2 separate regions of the Homo sapiens genome follow, and region 2 is linked to region 1. A link is an interaction called in ENCODE POLR2A ChIA-PET data of the cell type or tissue named here. Cell type or tissue: GM12878. All regions are shown on one strand. Each heading gives the region's core, and the rest is flanking DNA. Links, peaks and the distances in the headings are about the cores only.

Region 1 (8,604 bases), core at 2,877-5,376:
CTCCTAAGGTTTCGCTTCATCCTGGCTTCTTTGTTATTTCCACTAGTAAAGTACGAGAAGCACTCAGCACCACACCTGGCATAACTAACACTTCTCATGTGCCAGGTGCTACTGGAAGTGTGTTATGTGCATTAACTCATTTAATCCTCATAACCACCCAAGGATGGAGGGTCTATTCATGTCCCTATTTCACAGATGAAGAAACTGCACAAGTCACTATGCAATAATGGCCACGATTATTATTGGAATTAGTAATTTCATCAATAATAGCACAGTGACAATTTTCAGACTTCTGGCAGACTTAATTTTGTTTATTTCTGACCTTTACACTGCTCATTGAGAGCCTCTTTAGTAGACTTCTTCCGTGTACTTTGCAAATTGTAAAAGCTTGTTTCTTTTAAAAAATCCATTATTAATGTTATTGGTGGAAAACTTTTTTAACACTGCTGGTCAGGCTTTATAGAAAAATCCCTTTCTGTATCCTCCCTCATCAGCAATACTTCTCCGAATTCCCTTCGATTCAGCAAAGGTTTATTAAGAACCTGCTAATTGCCTGGCATGACTCTGGAGATGCCAGCTCCAAAAATTCAAAGTCAAGGAAAAAAACCACACAAATAGCTGTAATAGAATAGGATATAGGCTCTGCTTGTCTTATAATCAAAATACAAATGCAAGTGATTGGGAAAAAGTATGATCTAGAGTCAAGGAGACAGCTACCCAGAAGGTGTTTTCTTAGACTTACTTTTTTTTTTTTTTAAATAAATATGTAAGTGGTCAAAAGCCTTTTTAATATGAAGATGTGATAGCTCCATATTTTATAATGTGTTGCCCTCATAAATTTGGTCTTAGAATTGTTCTGTTTTGTTTTTTCCAAATCCCCCGGTTTTTTCACTAATGACGACCTACTGTTTAGATGTAGATTGTTCTATTGTCGAATGAATTTTACCTTTTTTCCTTTTAATTTACAGGTATGAAAGCTAATCTTTGAAGACACACTTAATCAGCGAAATGGTGATTGTTGAAGGAGAATTGTGGCCTGATGCGCTAATTTCTAAGTTAAAAAGGAACATCATTTTCGCAACAATAAAGTAGTGATCTGCCCTTCCACGCAGTGTTAAGACACTTCCCACAACTCCTTCACCCTTCTCATTTAGGTAAGTACTAAAATAAACAGGAAAAGGGAACTGTACCTCTTATACCTATGCAACTGGCCCAGTGAATTGATTTCAAGTTTGCATTTGTGAGAAAAAAAAAAAGATGACTTCCTTATTTATATTTTAGTGGGCACAAAATTCCCCTTCCAGAGAGCCCTGTCTTTATCCCTCAGCCATTTTCAAAGAGCACTTTCATGCAAAGAGCAAACAGCTTCTCTAGGCGGAGAGTTTGAATTTCCTCTTCCTGAACCATTTCCTATATCTGAACTGCCCACATCTTATGGGGCAAGAACATCACAAGAGGATGTAAAGGATCCAGCAAGCTACTAACTCAGCAGACAACACAATAATGCCAGTCTTAGAGAACTAAGTGCTAAGGAGAGTTCATGGCAATGAATTCAATAAAGGTCTTTTCCAACCAGCAGCCTGATAGGACCCTTTCTCTCTTCTTGTTGTTGAACCTATCTATATAAGAACACATTTTTTTAAAGATGCATGATATAAATTGTGATTTAATTGCTTGAATAGGTGGGACATGACCTCCCAGAGCTGTGTGCATCAATGTCAAGAAAACACGTAGGGGCCCTAGTTCTCAACATGGTTGCCATGTGGTAGAGGGACCTCATAACAGCAGTTTCTAACCTGGTCTGTGAACTTGGATGGCAAAATAAAATGACATCTTTATTTTCTCTTACCTCTAACTGAAATTTAACATTCCCTGCAATTACAAATATAGGCAACAAACTAGAATAGTATCAGTAGCACCTGTGACTTTTTGTCACCAAGAGAAATCACACATCTTTCAAATCGCATGACAGTTGTTGCAGCTATCTTGATTTATACTTATTGTTACTTCAGATAATGATTAAGTATTAGAGATGTTACTAGTTTTTGTTATTTAAACTGTTATTAAATAACACTTTACCATGCCATATTTTAAAAATTATTTTGTAGCTGTATTTCAACATAGTTTACAGCTTTTGTAATTCTATTTATTATATTTTTATGCATTTTAAAACATTCTGAGGAAAGTCCATAGATTTCACCACACTGTCAAAGGGGTTCATGCCCCCCGCTGCCATGTTAAGTATGCCTTAGGAGACTCTCAGTATTGACCCACTGCAAGCACAGTTTCCATGCAGTGAAGGGCTCGAAAATGATCCATTTAGTGCATTTCACTGTGCCTTTCATACAGTTTTAGTTACCTCTTTTCCAATAACACATCTTATCAAAAACCTCAAATGCAGTACAATTGTAAAATATGGAATCGTTTGATCTTCAAATCGCTGGTTAAAACTGCATCAGCTTTCAGCTATTCAAGAGCTGACTATCTAAGCTGTGAATTATCAAGGTCCCCTTTTCTCCCTGGTTTCCTCTTTGGCTGTTTACCATGTGGTTCTTTTACTACTGGGTCACAGGTGCACCAACAGATAGGCAGGGCTCCCCGAGGAAATGACATTCAAATCTGACAATTTTCCTACATCACTAAGAAGTTGTGGACCGGTGGAGGTTGAAAGTGTTGATTAAATTAAGGCTTGGAATTACCTGTGGATTTTAATTACCATTCTACCACTGTCCCAGTGTCCTCTGTCTCCCCACCGCCACGCTCTCCTGTAGCTCTAATGAGACACTTATCAGATGCTATTTTTGTTTGTTAGTTATCTTTGCTCTGCATACGGTCTTCCCACAGAAACTGTGTTCTCCTTCTCTTGTGTTGCCCCTGGTGCTTGGCAGACAATAGATCCCCCATAAATAGGTGTGGCTGAACTGAATCACTGTCTATGGTACATACCCAGTGGTCCTTCATGGTTGAAGATGTCAGTGCTAACATGATGATTTTCTATATTGGATTTCTTACGTCTATTTGGATTTTATTACGCAACATTTCTTCTACAAATGCTGAACACTATGTACCAGGCATCATACTAGATATTAGAGACAAAGATGAATATAATATGAACTTCCTTCAAGGAGTTCTGAGGTCACAGGGACACTAGACAAATACATATCGCGATGGAGTGTAACAAGAGCAAGTGTAGGCATATGGACTAGGTATGTCGGTGACACCCAGAAAGGGCTGGTCATTTCTGGAGAATGAAAATGAGAGTCAGAGAAGATGCTGGAGTGGGAACCCAAAGCATGGGTTGGATTTAGGCAATGGCAAGAGGGACGGGGAGAATTCCAGCATCAGAGAACTGTGACTCTTTTAGGATGTAACAATACACAAGCATTCTTTACGTACCGGACACTCATTTCTTCCCTGCTAAGAGAACCTAGTTGTGTATCTGGGATAATCTTAAGGAAGGTAAGTTCCTCCTCCAGACTTGGGCTTATGAGCCAATCATGAGCCAATTATGGTCATTCTTTTTCTCTTCACCAGACATTGGTATAGTGTGGGCATGTGACCACATTCTGGTCAATGACGTCTAAGGGGGAAGTCTGCTCAGGGATTTCTGTTTGGGCAAAAAAAAAAGACAGAGTCTTGCTAGGAGAAAGTAGCCTTCCCCTCGTTTTGAAAACAAATACAATGTTTACAGTTGTGGCAGTTATCTTGTGACAGGAGAAAGATATTAAAAGCCTGGAGGGGCTCTTTAATAGTAACACTGAATAGCAACCAGTACTAGCAACTGGGCTCCTTCTTGTGCAAGAAAAGATTAACCTCTACTTGCCTATGTTCTAAGTAATTAGGGGTTTTTTCCCCTTATAGCTAAACACATCACAACCGATGTATACAGCTTCTGAAAACTATTTTGCACAGGTCTCCCCAGTGGGTATCAATGGGGTCACAACTAATACCCCCTGAGTTTTTCTGCCTGATTATCCCTAACTTGTATAACTCTAGGACTCAACCTCTTCCTCCTTCAATCTCTCCAGTCATTTTGGGGAGTCCCCAGGGGAATATCTTTGAGAATGTAGCTTCTTCCCTGATTCTCTCTATCCTCCCTTTGATGCAAGGAGAGTAAGAAAGCCCTTCTCTCTGACTCTGTGTTTCACTCTGCCACTAGACCCGAAGGTGAATGGGTCTAGCTCCATTCATGGAATGGGACCCCAAGATAAATGCCCTGAATGTCATCAACTTTTGGTCAGCGTATACCTTCTAGCTGCTGACTACCCCTGCTCTCTATTAAGGAATGTCTGAGGAATAGTAAGCATACTAATTTCATCTACTTTCCTTTGTGTCTTTCCATAGAAGGCTAGCATCAACCTCTTCCTTTAGACAGACCAAAACAGCAACAATCATCTGCAGGCTTATCAGCCTGTGCCAATAGATCCCCAGAGTTCAGATTAGCTGGCCCCAAGGAGCTACTCTTCATCTAGCTCAGCCCAGAGCCCAGTCACATGTGCACATGAAGGAATGGAAGACACAATATTGCAAAAATGGTCAGGCAGGGACCTTATATATCAAGCTAAGAAATATAAGCTGTATCCTCTAAGTCAGGGCTTCCCAATAAGTGTTCCATAGAGTGTTGAGATACTACCCTGCCCTCTCAGCCCTTGGGACTGCTGGGTGGAACCTGACAGAGGGAGCTCCTAGGCTGGTCACCTCTGGCAGCCAGTGCCCTTGTTTGGTGTAGGAAGGTATTGCCAAGAAGAGTGGGGCCCAATGAAGCCATGGTATAAAACAATTGGGAAACAATGGGGAGTCATTGAAGGATTTTTAACAGGAAGTAATCCCATCAGCTTTCCATATCGGAAGACAATGAAAGGGCAATGCAAAGGCTGGGTTGGAGGAGGTGGGCAATGAACCTGGGACCAGGACCACCAGTCTCACCTAAAATAGCCTAGTGATGAAATGATGAGAGGGCAAGCTAAGGAGTAGGAAAGAGAGAGGAGGGAGGATCTGGGAAATAAGAAATCTTTTTTTTTTAATTATACTTTAAGTTCTAGGGTACATGTGCACAACATGTAGGTTTGTTACATATGTATACATGTGCCATGTTGGTGTGCTGCACCCGTTAACTCGTCATTTACATTAGGTATATCTCCTAATGCTATCCCTCCTCCCTCCCCAACCCCACGACAGGCCCCGGTGTGTGATGTTCCCCACCCTGTGTCCAAGTGTTCTCATTGTTCAATTCCCACCTATGAGTGAGAACATACAATGTTTGGTTTTCTGTCCTTGTGATAGTTTGCTGAGAATGATGGTTTCCAGCTTCATCCATGTCCCTACAACTCATCCTTTTTTATGGCTTCATCCATGTCCATGAACTCATCCTTTTTATGGCTGCATAATATTCCATGATGTATATGTCCCACATTTTCTTAATCCAGTCTATCATTGATGGACATTTGGGTTGGTTCCAAGTCTTTGCTATTGTGAATAGTGCCGCAATATACATATGTGTGCATGTGTCTTTATAGCAGCATGATTTATAATCCTTTGGGTATATGCCTAGTAATGGGATGCTGGGTCAAATGGTATTTCTAGTTCTAGATCCTTGAGGGATCGCCACACTGTCTTCCACAATGGTTAAACTAGTTTACAGTCCCACCAACAGTGTAAAAGCATTCCTGTTTCTCCACATCCTCTCCAGCACCTGTTGTTTCCTGACTTTTTAATGGTCACCATTCTAACTGTTGTGAGATGGTATCTCATTGTGGTTTTGATTTGCATTTCTGTGATGGCCAGTGATGATGAGCATTTCTTTCTTGTGTCTGTTGGCTGCATAAATGTCTTCTTTTGTGAAGTGTCTGTTCATATCCTTTGCCCAATTTTTGATGGGGTTGTTTGATGGGATTTTTTCTTGTAAATTTGTTTAAGTTCTTTGTAGATTCTGGATATTAGCACTTTGTCAGATGGGTAGATTGCAAAAATATTCTCCCATTCTGTAGGTTGCCTGTTCACTCTGATGGTAGTTTCTTTTGCTGTGCAGAAGCTCTTTAGTTTAATTAGATCCCATTTGTCTATTTGGCTTTTGTTGCCATTGCTTTTGGTGTTTTATTCATGAAGTCCTTGCCCATGCCTATGTCCTGAATGGTATTGCCTAGGTTTTCTTCTATGGTTTTTATGGTTTTAGGTCTAACATATAAGTCTTTAATCCATCTTGAATTAATTTTTGTATAAGATGTAAGGAAGGGATCCAGTTTCAGCTTTCTACATATGGCTAGTCAGTTTTCCCAGCACCATTTATTAAATAGGGAATCCTTTCCCCATTTCTTGTTTTTGTCAGGTTTGTCTAAGATCAGATGGTTATAGATGTGTGCTATTATTTCTGGGGGCTCTAATCTGTTCCATTGGTCTATATCTCTGTTTTGGTACCAGTACCATGCTGTTTTGGTTACTGTAGCCTTGTAGTATAGTTTGAAGTAGTATAGTAGTGTGATGCCTCCAGCTTTCTTCTTTTGGCTTAGGATTGTCTTGGCAATGCGGGCTCTTTTTTGGTTCCATATGAACTTTAAAGTATTTTTTTCCAATTCTGTGAAGAAAGTCATTGGTAGCTTGATGGGGATGGCATTGAATCTATAAATTACCTTGGGCAGTATGGCCATTTTCACAATATTGATTCTTCCTATCCATGAGCATGGAATGTTCTTCCATTTGTTTGTGTCCTCTTTTATCTCGTTGAGCAGTGGTTTGTAGTTCTCCTTGAAGAGGTCCTTCACATCCCTTGTAAGTCAGATTCCTAGGTATTTTATTCTCTTTGAAGCAATTGTGAATGGGAGTTCACTCATGATTTGGCTCTCTGTTTGTCTGTTATTGGTGTATAGGAATGCTTGTGATTTTTGCACATTGATTTTGTATCCTGAGACTGCTGAAATTGCTTATCAGCTTAAGAAGATTTGGGGCTGAGATTATGGGGTTTTCTAAATATACAATCATGTCATCTGCAAACAGGAACAATTTGACTTCCTCCTTTCCTAATTGAATACCCTTTATTTCTTTCTCTTGCCTGATTGCCCTGGCCAGAATTTCCAACACTATGTTGAATAGGAGTGGTGAGAGAGGGCATCTCTGTCTTGTGCCAGTTTTCAAAGGGAATGCTTCCAGTTTTTGCCCATTCTGTATTATATTGGCTGTGGGTTTGTCATAAATAGCTCTTATTATTTTGAGATACGTCCCATCAATACCTAGTTTATTGAGAGTTTTTAGCATGAAGGGCAGTTGAATTTATCGAAGGCCTTTTCTGCATCTGTTGAGATAATCATGTGGTTTTTGTCTTTGGTTCTGCTTATATGACGGGTTACATTTATTGATTTGCATATGTTGAACCAGCCTTGCATCCCAGGGATGAAGCCAACTTGATCGTGGTGGATAAGCTTTTTGGTGTGCTGCTGGATTCAGTTTGCCAGTATTTTATTGAGGATTTTTGCATCAATGTTCATCAGGGATATTGGTCTAAAATTCTCTTTTTTTGTTGTGTCTTTACCAGGCTTTGGTATCAGGATGATGTTGGCCTCATAAAATGAGTTAGGGAGGATTCCCTCTTTTTCTATTGATTGGAATAGTTTCAGAAGGAATGGTACCAGCTCCTCTTTGTACCTCTGGTACAATTCGGCTGTGAATCTGTCTGGTCCTGGACTTTTTTTGGTTGGTAGACTATTAATTATTGCCTCAATTTCAGAACCTGTTATTGGTCTATTCAGAGATTCAACTTCTTCCTGGTTTAGTCTTGGGAGGGTGTAGGTGTCCAGGAATTTATCCATTTCTTCTAGATTTTCTAGTTTTTTTTTTGTATAGAGGTGTTTATAGTATTCTCTGATGGTAGTTGGTAGGAAATAAGAAATCTTATAACAAGAAATCAAGCCCATGATTCAGATCAGCAGGCTTGCTGGTTGATTAAATATAGAAGGTGAGGGAAGTATCTAGGATGACTTCCACCTTCTGGTTTGAAAACCTGGATGGGCAGTGGTGCCACCGAAGGAGACTAGGAACATGTGGAGAAAAGGTATGGAAGAAAATTGACTTGACTTGAAGTATGTATGGAATGTACAAGGGAAATGACCAGTAGGCATTTAGACATGTAGATCTAAAATTCAGGGCCTAAAGTTCAGAGATCAAGAGATCACTTTTGTGTAGATTTTTTAGAGTCATCAGCAGGTAAGTAATGATGGAAGCCCGTGGTGTGCATTGGTGATACTGACCAGGGAGAATACTACAGGAATGAGAGGATGCCAAAGACAGAAGAAGGGATTGATGTCAAAGGACCAAGAGTGAGCTGAGGACTCAGTTCTAGAGAGCCTCAACAGTCAGTCTCTCTCTCTCTCTGTGTCTCTATCTGTCTCTCTCTCTCTCTCTCTCTCTCTCATATCTCTCTCTCTCTCTCTCATATCTCTCTCTCTCTCTCTCATCACTATCTCTATCTCTTTCTCTATCTAGCTCTCTCTCCTACTTCATACTGGACTTTTCTGCTAGGCAGAGAGCAAAGTCACTGCTAGCCCCAGATTAGCCACCCCCATAAAAAATCTCTTTTCTCCCACCATCCCTATAACAATTCCTGGAAAGAACTCT
Region 2 (2,500 bases), core at 1-2,500, 360 kb after region 1:
AATTTTATGTACTTTTGTGAATGTTATGTTTCATAAGATTTTTCAAAAATTGCGATTAAGGAAGTTGCCTCTTGGTATAGCAGAAAGAATTGGGTTTTGGAAATAAAAGATGCAAGAGATGCTTATATATTTTGGCTACTAATAAAGAAAGGTTTTCTGTATTTGAAAAAAAAAGATTCATGATTCAAGTTCTCTGTGTTAACCTACTGTGCGGTTTGGGGGCCAAAAAAATAGTTGTAATACTACCTTCTGTAAAGCATAAACTGTAAAGTGGTATGCAAATGTTGGCCACTATTATTTTTTTCTTTTCTTTTCTTATTTATTTATTTATTTTGAGACAGAGTCTCACTCTGTTGCCCAGGCTGGAGTGCCAAGGTGCGATATCAGCTCACCGCAACCTCCACCTCCCAGGTTCAAGTGATTCTCCTGCCTCAGCCTCCCAAGTAGCTGGGATTACAGGTGCCTACCACCATGCCCAGCTAATTTTTGTATTTTTAGTAGAGACAGGGTTTCACCATGTTAGCCAGGCGGGTCTCGAACCCTCGACCTCAGGTGATCTGCCCTCCTTTTGGCCTCCAAAAGTGCTGGGATTACAGGTGTGAGCCACCACGCCCAGCTGACCACTGCTATTATTGCACAGGAACAACATATATATCTGCTTAAAAGTTTCTCTCCTAATTAACCTGTTTGTGACCTTTAAGCATACTTCATAGAATTCCTGAAACCATTATGTTTTTCTTTGTTTTTTGTTTTTTGTTTTTTTACTTCCAAAATACTTGGGGTTAAATTTCTTACATGGTGTTAATAACTCTGTTTTGTTATACATTACTTTTCTGTTATACATTACTTCTCCGAATAGTATTTAATCATCTGATTTATTTTCTTTAAACTGCCTCAAGTTATACGTGTCTTAATATTTATGACCTCAAATACTTTGTAGAAAAAGAAGAAATGGGTAAGTTATATATAAACAGTTAAGGATTCTGACAGGATGGGAGAAAACGTGGCCCTTACATGTCTTCTCTCTAAAGGTTGTGAGGCACATTGTGGCAGTCTCACTTCCCCCTTTCTGCAGCACATCACCCTCAGATAAATAAATAAAGCAGAGGACTTTCATTTCCAGCCAGTTGTCATAGCAACTTTTGACTATCCAGAGAAGAAGGAATTCTCATATCTTAAGCCCTGACTCCAGAAGAGCTAAAAAGACACAAAGACTAAAAGGAACATTAAAGAATGATTTGCAAGATGTGATAAAATTGAATATCTGTTATTCAGAACTTTTCCAGTATATGTATGTGCTTTTTCCCCTGACATATTTATATTTCTTCTTATAGAATTCAGAACTCAACAGCAATAGACTAATAGCTACCATTTATCACTTATTACATGCCAGATGCATAGAACATTACATATATTGTTTTTTAATACACCCAACAACACTGTCGGTGTTATACTATTTTTATCCACATTTTACAGATGAGGAGCTTGAGTTTAGATAGATGGAGCAGTTTACTCAAAGTCACAGGATAAGTGCTCATCCTCTCAGCCTTCAACACAGTTGATCACTTCTTAAAACATTCTCCACTTTTCTGCATTTTTCTCCTGCTTTATTGGCCAAACACTTTTCTGACTCTCTTGGTTCTGTCTGATCTGTAAATGATAGAATGCCTAGAACTTACACTCTTCTCTATCCAGTTAATATCTTCCTTTCCTATGGCTTTAAATGTTTTCTATATGTTGACAATCCCCACATGGATATCTCCTTCCCAGATATTGCACATGCATTTCAGATTCTGGTATGCAAGTGTTCACTGACACTTAGATATCTAATAGGTATTTTAAAGGTAATAAATCTAAAACAGTTCCTGTCTGTATATCTTACCTATCTCAGTAAATGTCAGCACTGTCTAACCCAGATGCTTAAGCCAAAATCCCTAAGAGTCATCCTTGATTTATTTTCCCCTCACACCCCCACTACCCTGTCCCAGGACTGCTAATGTATAAATAAGTAATTTCAGAATTATCCACAAAATCTATCTTAAGTCTACTTCATTTCACCTCCATTGCCACCACTTTAATGAAGGCCACCATCTTTTCCTGGACTCCTGTCTGAGTCCATTTTGTGCTGCTATAACAGAATACCACAGACTGGTTAATTTATAATGAACAGAAATGTATTGGCTCACAATTTTGGAGGCTGGGAATTCCAAGATCAAGAGGCAAACATCTGGCAAGGGCCTTCTTGCTGTGTCATACCATGACAGAAGAGCAAAGAGAGGGCAAGAGAGAGAGTAAAAGAGGGTCAAGTTCCCCCTTTTATAATGAACCTTCTCCCTTGAAAATGGCATGAATCCATTCTCTCCACCTTCCTGGCCTAATCACATTTCACTGGGCCCATCTCCTAACACTGTTGCATTGGGGATTAAGTTTTCAACACATGTTTTTGGGAGGACACATTCAAACCATAGCAACTCCTAACCAGGAACTTTCTAACCCATAT

The links. Peaks named below come from ENCODE experiments on the same cell type or tissue, not always from the same donor. Only the 100,000 strongest peaks of a DNase experiment are listed, where the experiment ranks them.
Region 2: POLR2A ChIA-PET joins it to region 1 with 6 read pairs; 2 of 35 experiments call an interaction of 5 or more read pairs at or near these places.

The regions. Positions count from the first base shown.
Region 1 is chr12:94,124,896-94,133,499 of GRCh38, forward strand. It overlaps LOC124902986 (a long non-coding RNA gene), which reads left to right. Exons shown (of 2, transcript XR_007063409.1): 2 at 969-1,575. Among named protein-coding and RNA genes, the nearest start is that of PLXNC1, 19 kb to the right of the region's middle. In GM12878, for the core only: no CTCF peak of the experiment used is centred there; no DNase peak of the experiment used is centred there.
Region 2 is chr12:94,487,591-94,490,090 of GRCh38, forward strand. The region is part of intron 2 of LOC102724960 (a long non-coding RNA gene); the gene reads left to right. Among named protein-coding and RNA genes, the nearest start is that of LNCHR1, 7.6 kb to the right of the region's middle. In GM12878, for the core only: no CTCF peak of the experiment used is centred there; a DNase peak (open chromatin) is centred at 1,001; H3K27ac peaks cover 755 bases.